Linked DNA regions of Homo sapiens: region 2 is linked to region 1. Evidence: chromatin contacts called from ENCODE Hi-C or POLR2A ChIA-PET data. All regions are on one chromosome and are shown on one strand. Each heading gives the region's core, a stretch centred on a gene start or an enhancer-like site at or near the end of the contact. The rest is flanking DNA. Distances are from core to core; before and after follow the strand shown.

Region 1 (6,241 bases), core at 63-2,562:
CCGGCCTTTTCTTGCCTTTCTTTCCTTTTCTTTTCTCTTCTCTTCTTTTTTCTTTTTCTTTCTTTCTTTCTTTCTTTCTTTTTCTTTCTTTCTTTCTTTTCTTTTTCTCTTACTTCTTTCTTTCTTTCCTTCTTTCTTTTTTTTTTTTTTTTTTGAGATGGAGTCTCACTCTGTCACCCAGGCTGGAGTGCAGTGGCGCAATCTTGGCTCACTGCAATCTCTGCCTCCCAAGTTCAAGTGATTCTCCTGCCTCAGCCTCCTGAGTAGCTGGAACTACAGGCACGCACCACCATGCCCGACTAATTTTTTGTATTTTTAGTAGAGACAGGGTTTCACCATGTTGGCCAGGCTTGTCTCCGGACCTCAAGTGATCCACCTGCCTTGGCCTCCCGAAGTGCTGGGATTACAGGCATGAGCAACTGCAGCCAGCCTAGTTCCTTTCTAAAAATATGTGACTGTGGGCAAATCCACATCAGGTAAAACGTCCCGCCTTAGCCATTTCTCAGTGTGCAGTCACACGCATTCAATGCATTCACACTGTTGTGCAGCCACCACCACCACCATCCGCGGAACATTTTCCATCCTGCAGAACTGAAGCTCTGGACCCACCGAACAACAACTGCCCATTCCCTCCTCCTTCAGGCCTGGCAACCACCACTCTCCTTCCCCTCTCCAGGCATCTGCCTATTCTGGGCACCTCATATAAGTGGAATCACTCGGTATTTGTCCTTCTGAGACTGGCGTATTTCCCTTAGCAGATGATCTTCCAGGTTCTTCCATGTTAGAGCACAGGTCAGGATTTCCTTCCTTTTCAAGGCCAATATTCCATTGTATGTTTCTGCTGCATTTTGCTTATTTATTCATCTGTTGATAGACACTTGTAATCGTTGGTCAGTTCCTTTTGAACCAGGAGACCCATTAAGGATTTTCTGATATTTCTCCAATATGGCAAGGGCCTAGGAGAATACGAAATGATTTGCAGAAGGCAAAGGAAAGAAATTCAGCCAATATACAGACTCATGTGCCTGCACAGTCCCTAAATGTCACTCATACAGTGAGGGATGGCTTTGTGCGTTCCCCATGACAGTTACTAAGTTATTGCCTCTCACTCCAAACCCAGGCTTCTCTGCTTGGCTTTGTGATGTTGGGCTGAGACTCTGCAAACCACAAGTTGGGTTCTACCATTTTGGGGTGCTACAGGAAGCTGAGGAAGAAGGAGGGGCTCGTGACCTCCTTGCTGCTTGGGGCCCCTTTGAGCAATACCCCAGGGACACTCCACCCAGCAAATGCAGCTGCTTTCTGCAGCAGCAGCTGAATCCAGATGCCAGTGCTTGCAACACCAGCAGAGCCAGTTTCACCACTCCCAGCCCGCCACCAGCTGGCCAGCGCGTCCTTCTCAGAGGTCTGGTCCCAGTCCCCTGGGACCACTCCTCTAAGTTTCAAGGTTTTGTTTTTGTTTTTGTTTGAGACAGAGTCTCACTTTTTTTGCCCATGCTGGAGTGCAGTGGCATGATCTTGGCTCACTGCAACCTCCACCTCCCAGATTCAAGCGATTCTCCTGCCTCAGCCTCCCAGGTAGCTGGGATTAGAGGCATGCACCGCCACATCCTGCTAATTTTTGTATTTTTAGTAGAGATTAGGTATCACCATGTTGGCCAGGCTGGTCTCGAACTCCTGACCTCAAGTGATCCATCATCCCCCACCTCGGCCTCCCAGAGTGCTGGGATTACAGGCTGAGCCACCACACTTGGCCAAGTTTCAAGGTTTTAATCATTGGACCTGCTTCCCTCCGTTTGCCCAGCCTGAGAGGTGGTAGCTGCTTCCTCTGTGATATCTCAGACTTATTCCTTACACCTTCAGTTACCTGGTGAATATTATATGTAGTTAACAAGTCTTTGTATTTAGTTCTCTCTTTTCATATTACTGGTGTTTCTGCTGGTCCCCTGATGGAACCCTAACTGATGTAATCCTGCTATGGTCTGAATGTGTACCCCCGTATTCATGGGCTGGAAACTTAATCCCCAATGCAACAGTGTCGGGAGGTGGGGCATTTTGGGAAGTGTTTAGGTCACGTGGGCTCCACCCCCATGAATGGATTGATGCCTCTATGCAAAGGGCTTGTGGGAAGGGGTTCACTCTCTCCCACTCTTCTGCCAAGTGAGGACACAGCAAGAAAGCCCTCACCAGAAGCCAGTGCCTCTGTCTTGGGCCTCCCAGCCTCCCTAACAATGAGAAATGCATTTCTGATCTTTATAAATTACCCAGTCTCAGGTATCCTGTTTTATAGCAGCACAAAATGGGCTAAGACAGCCACCTAGCCACTATCTCAAACCTCTAATGCCCTTGCCAGGTCCTGGGTTTAGCCCCAGACCCCTCATTCTAGGAAGAATGAGCTGGTCTTTCGTTTCATCCAGAAAATTGAAGCTGTTATAGGTGACCTCAAACATCGTCCTACCCCCACCACAATCTACAAACATTTCTGCAGCCAATTTCCTTTTGGTCAGCCTCAGAGGATAAAACATTTTTTTCCTCTTCAATTCCAAAACTTCCACAGGTCCTTTTGACTCCACCCCATTCCCATGTCCTGTGGAGCCCAGCTCTGAGCTCTCTGAGCTCATATCCTATCCCAATTTTTTTTAGAGACAGGGTCTTGCTCAGTCACCCAGTCACCCAGGCTGGAGTGCAGTGGTGTGATCATGGCTCACTGCATTCTCCACCACCTGGGCTCAAGTGATCCTCCCACCTCAGCCTCCAGAGTAGCTGGGACCACAGGCACACACCACCATGCCCAGCTGATTTTTTTATTTTTTGTAGAAATGGGGGTTTCACCATGTTGCCCAGGCTTGTCTCAAACTCCTGGGCTCAAAGAGTCCACCCACCTTGGCCTCCCAAAGTGCTGGGATTACAGGCGTGAGCCACTGGGGCCAGCCCTCTCCCAATTCTTAACACGCTTCTCTCCGTCATTTCCAGGAGAAGTGACTAAGGGCAGGTCAAACCATTGGTGGATACTTCTCCCGCTCTGTCCTGCTAACTGTGTTCACACTTGTCCCATGCACATCCACCCATGAAAGCTCTGCAATCCTAGCATCTGGCTTCATGCCCCGCAGGAGGGAGGCAGGGAATTCCTATTCAGTGTGTGTCTGTTGAATGCCGAAGACATGCAGAGGAGTTACTCATGTGAACCTGGAACATCTGAGACAGGCCTCAGTTAATTTAGAAAGTTTATCTTGCCAAGGTTGAGGACACACCCATGACGCAGCCTCAGGAAGTCCTGAGGACATGTACCCAAGGTGGTCGGAGGACAGCTTAGTTTTATACATTTAGGGAGACATGAGACATCAATCAATATATGTAAGAAGTACATTGGTTTGGTCTGGAAAGGCGGGGCAACTTAAAGCAAAGGCAGGAAGACTCAGGTAACAGACAGGTGAGACACAAAGGGTTACATTCTTTAGAGTTTCTGATGAGCCTTTCCAAAGGAGGCAAATCAGATATGCATCTATCTCAGTGAGCAGAGGAGTGGCTTTGAATAGAATGGGAGGCAGGTTTGCCCTAAGCAGTTTCCAGCTTGAGTTTTCCTTAGTGATTTTAGGGGCCCAAGAGATTTTCCTTTCACATTTCTGACCTTTTTTTTTTTTTTTTTGAGATGGAGTCTTGTTCCATCGCCCAGGCTGGACTGAAGTGGCGTGATCTCAGCTCACTGCAACCTCCGCCTCTTGGGTTCAAGCAATTCTCTTGTCTCAGCCTCCCGAGTAGCTGGGACTACAGGTGCCCACCACCATGCCTGGCTAATTTTTGTATTTTTCATAGAGACGGGGTTTCACCATGTTGGTCAGGTTGGTCTTAAACTCCTGACCTCAGGTAATCCACCCACCTCGGCCTCCCAAAGTGCTGGGATTACAGGTGTGAGCCACTGTGCCTGCCCCCCACCACTTTTCTTTTGTAAAATCTGTCGGAGAAAGCATTTTGCAAAAAAATGAGTCTCTGGTCTCAGGCTTCATCTGATTTCTCATAGCTATGATGGTTTATTCCTAGATGGGTAAGTCCCAAAAGCTCATTTTTAGTAGGTTGTGAAGTCTCACATTCTGTGAAGAGAAAATAGCAGGGAGGAAGGGAGAAAAAACAACAACAAACAAAAGAACAATCCTAGAAAAATCGATATAAGCCACATTACTCTGAAGTCCATACATTAGTAGGCAGGTATGAAAGTGGCTTATGTACGTAAATAGGTTGCTGTTATTTTCTTCTGAAGTTCAAGTTGTCTGGCTTCAGTTTGCAGGGTTTTAAGAAAACACAGCTTAGTTTTCAGTGACTCTAAATTAGGAAAAATGGAAAAAAAGAAGGAAAAGAAATTGAAAACATTATTTTATGGACTTGTAGCCAAGAAAAATTAGAATTCAGTCTAAACTGTAGAAAATAATACAAATTGAAAAAAACATTAGGCAGACTAGAATCTAACAACAGGTCTACTGTAGTTTTGAAACATAATTATTCTCTCTCCAGTTTCCCATTTTTACTAAAGACAAAACATGGTGGGACTGGCTTGCTTTATTATACTTGGCCTAATTATTTGTATACAGTGCAGCAAGAATAATTATCTTTTACATAGGCTTTCAAATTGGCTTTGATGGAACTTTGTTCCATAGGAGGAATAGCAGATAAGACATTTTAAAAGCGAAGCCCAGCCATAGATTTGTGCCATCAAATATCTATGAGTTGGGTGAATTTCCCCTTCTCTTGAGGTCCCAACATAAACCTGGGGCTTCTGTGCCTGTCAGAAAGTGAATTCTGTACTTACACAGGTCAGAAAACCTGTACAGGGACTGTGTACACAAAATATGAGGCCAGTTTTTCCAAGGGCTTTATTAGCTCCACAAGTCGATTCCTTAAAGGAAAGCACACCATCCCAGTCAAAGCCTTAGTAAAATAACCAATTTCTCCAATTGTGTCCTATTGCAAAAGAAAACAGATTCTTATGGCACTTATGCAAATAACTATACTGCCATAAATTAAGAATACTCACAAATAGTTTCCAAATTCTGGAGAAACCAGGTAGAGAGAAACAAATATGCTCCCAATTCTGGTAACAGTATACTTTACTCAATTGTTAAAAGCTGTAAATAGCTTTAGTTTTCATAATTCTAAAAAACAAAACAAAGTATTAGCAATGTTTTAAGCAAAAAGGTCAAAAAGATTAGTTTTCTATTGGTTCAGTTAATTCAGTTAACTCCTGTTCTGTTTGATAGTCATAAACATTTCAGCTCTCCATGAGAGTTCTGAAAGTTTATTCCTTTATTCCAATGTCACAGTTTCCAAAGTTATCAGCAAAACTGCATTTAAGTGCACCTGTTAGAGTCCTATAACTGATTATAAACCCACCTTTTAAAGGGGTTTAAAACAAGATAAACAAGAGAATTGTCTGTGGATGAAAAAAGTTTTAAGGCAGCCACAGTTAAAAGACACAATTGACAAGGAAATGTGTTACCTCTGTGACACACAATAATTTTAACAACACTTATGACTATTACTGATAATGTACACTAAGTTATATCAGAAATACAGGAGTTTCCCATAATTTTGGAACACATACCAGTAACATATTTATACAAATACAGCCCAAAGAAAACCAAACACCATTTCATATTTGACACTTCCTGTATAATTTTTATACCAAAATAAGCCAAATTTTGTCATTTTTGGACTTAGGGAAACTCATTTCTTAAAGGATTAATTAGGTTAGAAAAAGACATAATTTATAATTTGATTTTGGAAAGTTTGTCAAATATAAAGGGTTTAAAACACTTGGTATTACAAAATAGGATTACAGGTCATTGTGAGGTCATTTATTTAACCAAAGTGATAATTCAAGCATTTCAGAAAAAGCAAAAACCTTCATTCTTTGAGAGAGGAGATCTAATTTTCTTTTCTTTTTCTTTTTTTTTTTTTTTTGAGACAGAGTCTCGCTCTGTCACCCAGGCTGGAGTGCAGTGGCATAACCTCAGCTCACTGCAAGCTCCACCTCCTGGGTTCACGCCATTCTCCTGCCTCAGCCTCCTGAGTTGGGACTACAGGCGCATGCCACCATGCCCAGCTAGTTTTTGTATTTTTAGTAGAGATGGGGTTTCACCATGTTAGCCAGGATGGTCTCGATCTCCTGACCTTGTGATCCACCCGCCTCGGCCTCCCAAAGTGCTGGGATTACAGGCGTGAGCCACCAAGCCCGGTGAGGAGATTTAATTTT
Region 2 (6,047 bases), core at 891-3,390, 160 kb after region 1:
GGAGAAAGGGTACATGGAGCATGAGGAGGAACTGGGGTGCCTCTTACCCAGACTTAAGTAACCCTCTACTTCTCTCCTCCTTCCACAGGGCCTAGACCCTCTAGTCCAGGGGTATCTAGTCTTTTGAACTCTTCTGTGACACATTGGAAGAAGAATTGTCTTGGGCCACACATAATATACACTAACACTGAAGATAGCTGATGAGCTTTAAAAAAATTGCAAAAAAATCTCCTAACTTTTTTTCTTTTTTTCTTTTTTTTTTTTTTTTTTTTTTTTTTTTGAGACAGAGTCTCACTGTGTCGCCCAGGCTGGAGTGCAGCGGCACAATCTCGACTTACTGTAACCTCCACCACCCAGGTTCAAGCGATTCTTGTGCTTCAGCCTCCTGAGTAGCTGGGACCACAGGTGTGTGCCACCACGCCCGGCTAATTTTTGTATTTTTAGTAGAGACGGGTTTTTACCATGTTGGCCAGGCTGGTCTCAAACTCCTGACCTCTTGTGATCCGCCCGCCTTGGCCTCCCAAAGTGCAGGGATGACAGGTGTGAGCCACTGCGCCCAACCTTGTAATGTTTTAAGAAAGTTTATGAATTTGTGTTGGACCACATTGAAAGCTGTCCTGGGCCACATGTGGCCCACAGGCCTCAGGTTGAACAAGCTTGCTCTAGTCCCTGTGCTTTTCTGAGTCCCACAGGACTCTCTGCAGGCATTTGGACTTATATGCTGCTTATATGCAGAGTGGTTTATAATCACTTGATAAGCTTTCTATTTTGTTAGCATGGTTCAGGATTAGTTTCTGGTTTCATGGACCTTGGAGTTTGTTTCTGTTTTCATTTTCTTTGTCTTGTACTATTTTTGAGTAAAGGGGCACAGAAATTATTTGAAACCAGAAGTTGTCCACCATTCACTCTTCAGCCTACTACAGTCTGTCTTTGGTACCAAAACTGTTCTTGTAAACACCTTGTTTATCAAACACCTCCATTTGCAACATCCAGTGGCTAGTTCTGTCTTACTTATCAGCTGCATTAGATATAGCTGACCATCCCTATTTTAAAACACTTCTTAGCTTCAGTGATAACTAAACTCTATTTCCCTTCTCTTCACTGGCAGCCCTGTCTCAGATTTCCTTACTGGCGTTTCCTACTCTGTCTGTCCATAGAATATTTGTGCACTCCTGGATTCAGTCCTTAGTCCTGTTCTCTCTTCTGCTGTGTCTCCTCCTCCCCCCCATTTTATCTCCTCTAGTCCTGTTACCCTAAATGTCATATCATATCCAGTGACTCTGAAATCCTTATCTCGACCTTTTCCTTGAGTTCTAGAATTACATAGCCACCTGCCCACTCAGTAGCCCCCCAAGATATCTAATAGACACTCCCAAGCTCGGGCTGCGCAGCATCTGCTGCTTTCTCTGCCCAAAATGTTATTTCCCCAGTTCATCAAGTCACGGGCACCGCATCATCCTTAAGATCTTCGCTCAAGTATCACTTTCTCTGAGGGCTCTCCTGATGTCCCCCGCTGCCCCCAGAGTAGGTTCGTGCCCCATGTCACTTTATTTCCTTCCCAGAACTTGCCAGAAATAGTTTTATGTGTTGACTTGATTACTGCCTGTTCTCCACATTGACTGCTATAAGCCCTGTGAGAGTGGGGCCTTGCTTATCTTGTTCTTTGCTGTATTCTAAGTTCCCAGAACAGTGCCTGGTGTGTAGCACAGTCTCAAAGAATTCTTGCCAATTCATCAATTTAAATTTTATTTTTAAACATTGAAGTATACTTTTCTCATATTAGAAAGTTGTCAAATATGTTCTAATCTGATCTTCTAATCCTAAGAATCAAATTCACATCAAGATTTTTTTTTTTTTACAAAGGAATAGCCATAGTCATTTTTAACTAGAAAATCATAGGAAGCCTTGAGACTTCTGTAACCATACATTATAAATGACCTTCAAGATGAAGACAAGGTTGGTTTATAAATGGAACTAATATTGGTGAGGATTTTAAATGTCTAGAAAAATCAGTAGTTGAAAAACTGATTAAAACACTATGTAAATAAAAACCAAGATTTTAGATTGTGTTTATTCTCTGATAAATTGATCGTGTGACTGGGTCAGCTGAGACATGGCAGTTGTTTTCTGCTGGTGTCTCTGTGATGGCCATCTGCCAACAAAGGTAACCGCAGAGTCAGTACAGTGTGAAAGTGTTTCAATAATCAGATCTTTTACGGCTTTTTAAAAAATGAAGACAGTGTCTTGACAATCTTTTACCAGAACTTTGAATACTAAATGATTAGAATTTTGCTAGCTCTTCTAATTCAATAAAAAACAATTTTGTTTTACTAAGTTCAATTTTGTGTTGATTTGCACTGCTTAGTGTTCTGCAGTGTGGTAGAGGATTTTGCTTATTGCCTAACACTGCTATGACTAAGAAAAATACCGTGTGCAGTGTCTGGAGGCTGCTGATTTTTGAGTCGTGTACATTTTTTAAAATAATACTACATTTAAACAATCACATTGGACGTTTTTCTTCTAGATGTCCGGTCTGTGCTACGACAGCAAAATGTTCCAGGTGCATCAGGTGCTCTGCATCCCCAGCTGGATGGCAAAATTCTTTTCTTGGACACTTGAACCCATCTTCTCTTCTTCAGAACCCACCAGCGAAGCCAGAATTGGGATGGGAGCCACGCTGGACATCCAGAGACAGCAGAGAATGGAGCTGCTGGACCGGCAGCTGATGTTCTCTCAGTTTGCACAAGGGAGGCGACAGAGACAGCAGCAGGTAAAAGTGATAATAATCACTAAAAATTTAGAAATTCTCAGTGGCCCAAGCAAATCTTTCCTCTGTGATTGCATGTGAGATAGAGACTACATTTTATTCCAGTGCCTTGCAAGTGGATTTTGACATTTCCAAAGAGATTGTAGGTCTCTGTTAGTGGCCATTCTTAGTTTTTTAAAAAGGTAAAAAATAAATTGCAGCTGAAAGATTGGTCAAACTGGACATTCTTGTTCCACCTATATTAGATAAGCATGACTTCTTAGAGAAACACCAACCTAGTTAACAAGATGTGCTATTTATCTGTTTTTATAATCTTGTAAAAGCCACAGTGTCTTCCTGTTAAAATGCTAATCATATGCTATGGAGTGAAGAACAAATGTAAAATTTCTTGATTTTCCTTGGTTGAAATGAAGAGAATATGAAGGCAAGAAGATTTTCAGTGGAACAACCAAGGAGTAGATAAAAAAAAATGCTGTGTTTTCTCAACCTTGCTATCAATAATCAGAAATTATTGCACATTTGTCTACAAATTCTGCATCCAAACAATCTGATACTACATTTGTCTTCCATGGGCAGTGAGAGAAGGAGGGTTAGTGCACATCAGGCTAAAACCTCAGGCCTGATCTTTCTTGGACACTTCTGTGAGCCAGCCCACAGGGCTCCCCATTTTTCGCCTCCACCTTCTTTACCCCTGGGGTAGTTGTAAACCGTACAGTTACCTCTGCCATCTCTCTGTCTTCCACTAGCATTGGATGCAAGAAGTAGGTCTGCAGATCTCACGATGGTTTGGAGAAGTGAAATCAGGTTTGAGGTCCTTAGAGTCCCATTGGAGATGCAGGTCCCAGAGTTTATATCAGGGGGGGGGAGGAAGGGGGCAGCTTATTAGGGGCAGAGTCTACAAGAGAAATAGAGAAGCAAAAGTTGTTTCTTAAAGATGTGCTTGAATTTGAGTGACTCTGGAACATGCCATAAAGATGCCCATGGTGTATTTAAAGCTGGAGGATGGACATCTCTGTCTTGGAAATGTGGAAGCTACATATATATATAGGTGATGGAGTCACCTCTGTAGGGATGAGAGCTGAGAGCCGAAAGCAAAGAAGTAGTAAGTTCTGTAAGAGAAGAGCTACATCCAAGATGAACACAGGCTACAGATGAAGCCTCGTATTTAGCAGGAGGTAAATCCTTCAAGGAAACTGAGAGAAGAGCGAAAGGTATGAGAAATCAGAATGATCAAGGTCAGAAAAACTGAGTAGTGATTGAGTATAAAGGTAGAGGCACAGAGCTTATGAGGGAGAGAAAGAAGTAGGGGATGGTTCTGATGTTTCTGGCCTAGATAATCTTAGATAGATGACTGATAGTTCCATTTCACCAATATCAAAAGAGCAGATTTGGGGGAAATATGTTGTCTGAGATACCTTTGGAATCCTGGGAGGAGATTCTCCATTGGAGAGCTTTGAATTTGTCCTCATAAGCAAACCAGAGAAGTTGCATTTCTCAGATTGGCCTCCCCAGGAAGATTTTTATACAAAGAGTTTATGAGAGAACACCGTCAGCATCAGTATCTATGGGGGCGGGCTGGCGAAGGCAGCAAGATGGGACAGAGGGAGCAGCTGCAGTTCCAGCAAAAGCCTCGCTGGTCTTATGGAGCACAGTGAAGCTGGGAGAGCCCTTCTGAGTTGTCCCAAAATGGGGACCAGTCCTGTTGGGTAAGTCCCATGCGTACGACCTCTTTGAACCTTAATTACCTCCTTAAAGTTCCTACCTTTAAATACAGTCACATCGTAGGGTTAGGGCTTCAGCGTGTGAATTTGGGGCAGGGGCAAGGGGTGGGAGACAGTGTGTTCCATAACACTGCAGAGTGGAAAGGGCCCAGCATAGTCTCGGCGCTGAGTGACTGTTCTGCTTGCAGACGGTAGTTATCAGGCACACACAGTCTCTGTGGATGCCAGGTTGGATGCTCCATAGTGGCAGGAGATAGGTCGGCCTAGGTGAGGGGGACCCACACATTCCTCTGTGCTACCACCATGGCCATCCATTCGTGTGCCAGCGCTGGGTTATCTGGTGATGGAGCCACAGTCATTCTGTCCACCTTCCATTTGGTGCCTTTTCTGTGGTGGATGCCCGTGGTGGGCACGACCTGCAAGACACTTGATGCTGTTCCTTTAGCTGGATCCTCCTTGTTCCCTCCCTTCCAGTCCCCTGACCGACCAACCAGGTGATCTGCCATGCCCAGCAGATCCACACGTGTAATTGCCTCAGGCCACTTCTCTTCACACAGAGTTGATGACCAAATGTGCTGCCCAGGCTCTGCCCATAGGGGGTTCCCCTGATCGCTGTCTTTCAAGATTGAGCCATCATGCAGCCGTTTCTTTCAGCTGCCACTCATGTCCTGAGCCAGCCTGTCCATTTGGCTGTTTTCCCCTCTGTCACTTGGTCATGAGGGGCCCACCAGCTGTGGTAGTCGGTGTTAGCTGGGAAGAGGCTGTGGTGCAGCAGAGGTGGCTGCCAGGGTGGTCTGGCATGCCTGCTTCTGCAGCTCACCCATGCCCTGCAGCCCCACCTATGCTGAGCCCAGATGCCCGTGTCCATCTGATGATGGGTTTCTGTCGGCCCACCTGGCTTGGTAACTTGGTGGGTCTCCACTGCTGACCACATGCTCACTTTGTGGCCTACAGACAGGCACTTCATGGTGCAGCAGCAGTTTATGCAAGTGGGATTCTTGGCTGTTTGCGCACGCCCTCGCTCCAGGATTCTACGGACCCCCATTGTGGTTCTCCTTTCCTGCCTTGCTGTAAACTCCGCACGGTGTCTTTCCCCCCAGATACTTGGAACATCACGGGATCTGCCAGGTTGTACCCAGGCCTCAGGGAATGAGACAGACCCAAACCCCTGCCCTGCTGGAGCGTGCATTCCCACCAGGCGCCTGTGAAGTGGCACAGGCCTTTATGGCTGTCTACACTGCTGTCAGACTCCTCCACTTTCATAGGATGGTCTCACTAACAGATCTGAAGTCCAGAGCAGGACACCAGCCCCTGGGCTCTTGCTGGGCTTTTACGTTGAGTGGTCTGCTGGGCAGCACAGACCAGACTCTTGATTTTTTCCTAAGCTTCCTAAGTTCTCTTCTAGGGTCCGCACATGGGTACACCCAAACCTGAGCACTTAGCCTCCTGCTGAACTTCTTCACTCAGCTGTGTCTCAGTTTTCTTCACATAAGTATGATAAATCACCACGTAGAGAACTCTTTTGTTAAACCACCACTGGAAATTATCTGCCGTATTTG

What was found. A loop is a pair of places that touch in the nucleus more often than their neighbours do. ChIA-PET counts read pairs that join two places held with the same protein, here RNA polymerase II (POLR2A). Pooled maps may share reads with other maps.
Region 2: a loop to region 1 is called in a pooled map, with 2.1 times the contacts of the local background. The contact joins two enhancer-like sites. A Hi-C loop is called at or near these places in 6 of 50 pooled maps. POLR2A ChIA-PET finds 5 or more read pairs at or near these places in 2 of 52 experiments (T-cell and naive thymus-derived CD8-positive, alpha-beta T cell).

Annotation. Positions count from the first base shown.
Region 1 is chr13:99,177,562-99,183,802 of GRCh38, forward strand. No RefSeq gene overlaps it. Among named protein-coding and RNA genes, the nearest start is that of UBAC2-AS1, 20 kb to the right of the region's middle. RefSeq lists an enhancer at 3,892-4,404. Within about 2 kb of position 1,313, at least 3 of the 41 ENCODE cell types and tissues checked have a DNase peak (open chromatin) inside an H3K27ac peak, as active enhancers do.
Region 2 is chr13:99,337,796-99,343,842 of GRCh38, forward strand. It overlaps UBAC2 (UBA domain containing 2), which reads left to right. Exons shown (of 9, transcript NM_001144072.2): 7 at 2,525-2,770. Among named protein-coding and RNA genes, the nearest start is that of FKSG29, 11 kb to the right of the region's middle. RefSeq lists enhancers at 4,779-5,279, 5,280-5,780. Within about 2 kb of position 2,141, at least 5 of the 41 ENCODE cell types and tissues checked have a DNase peak (open chromatin) inside an H3K27ac peak, as active enhancers do.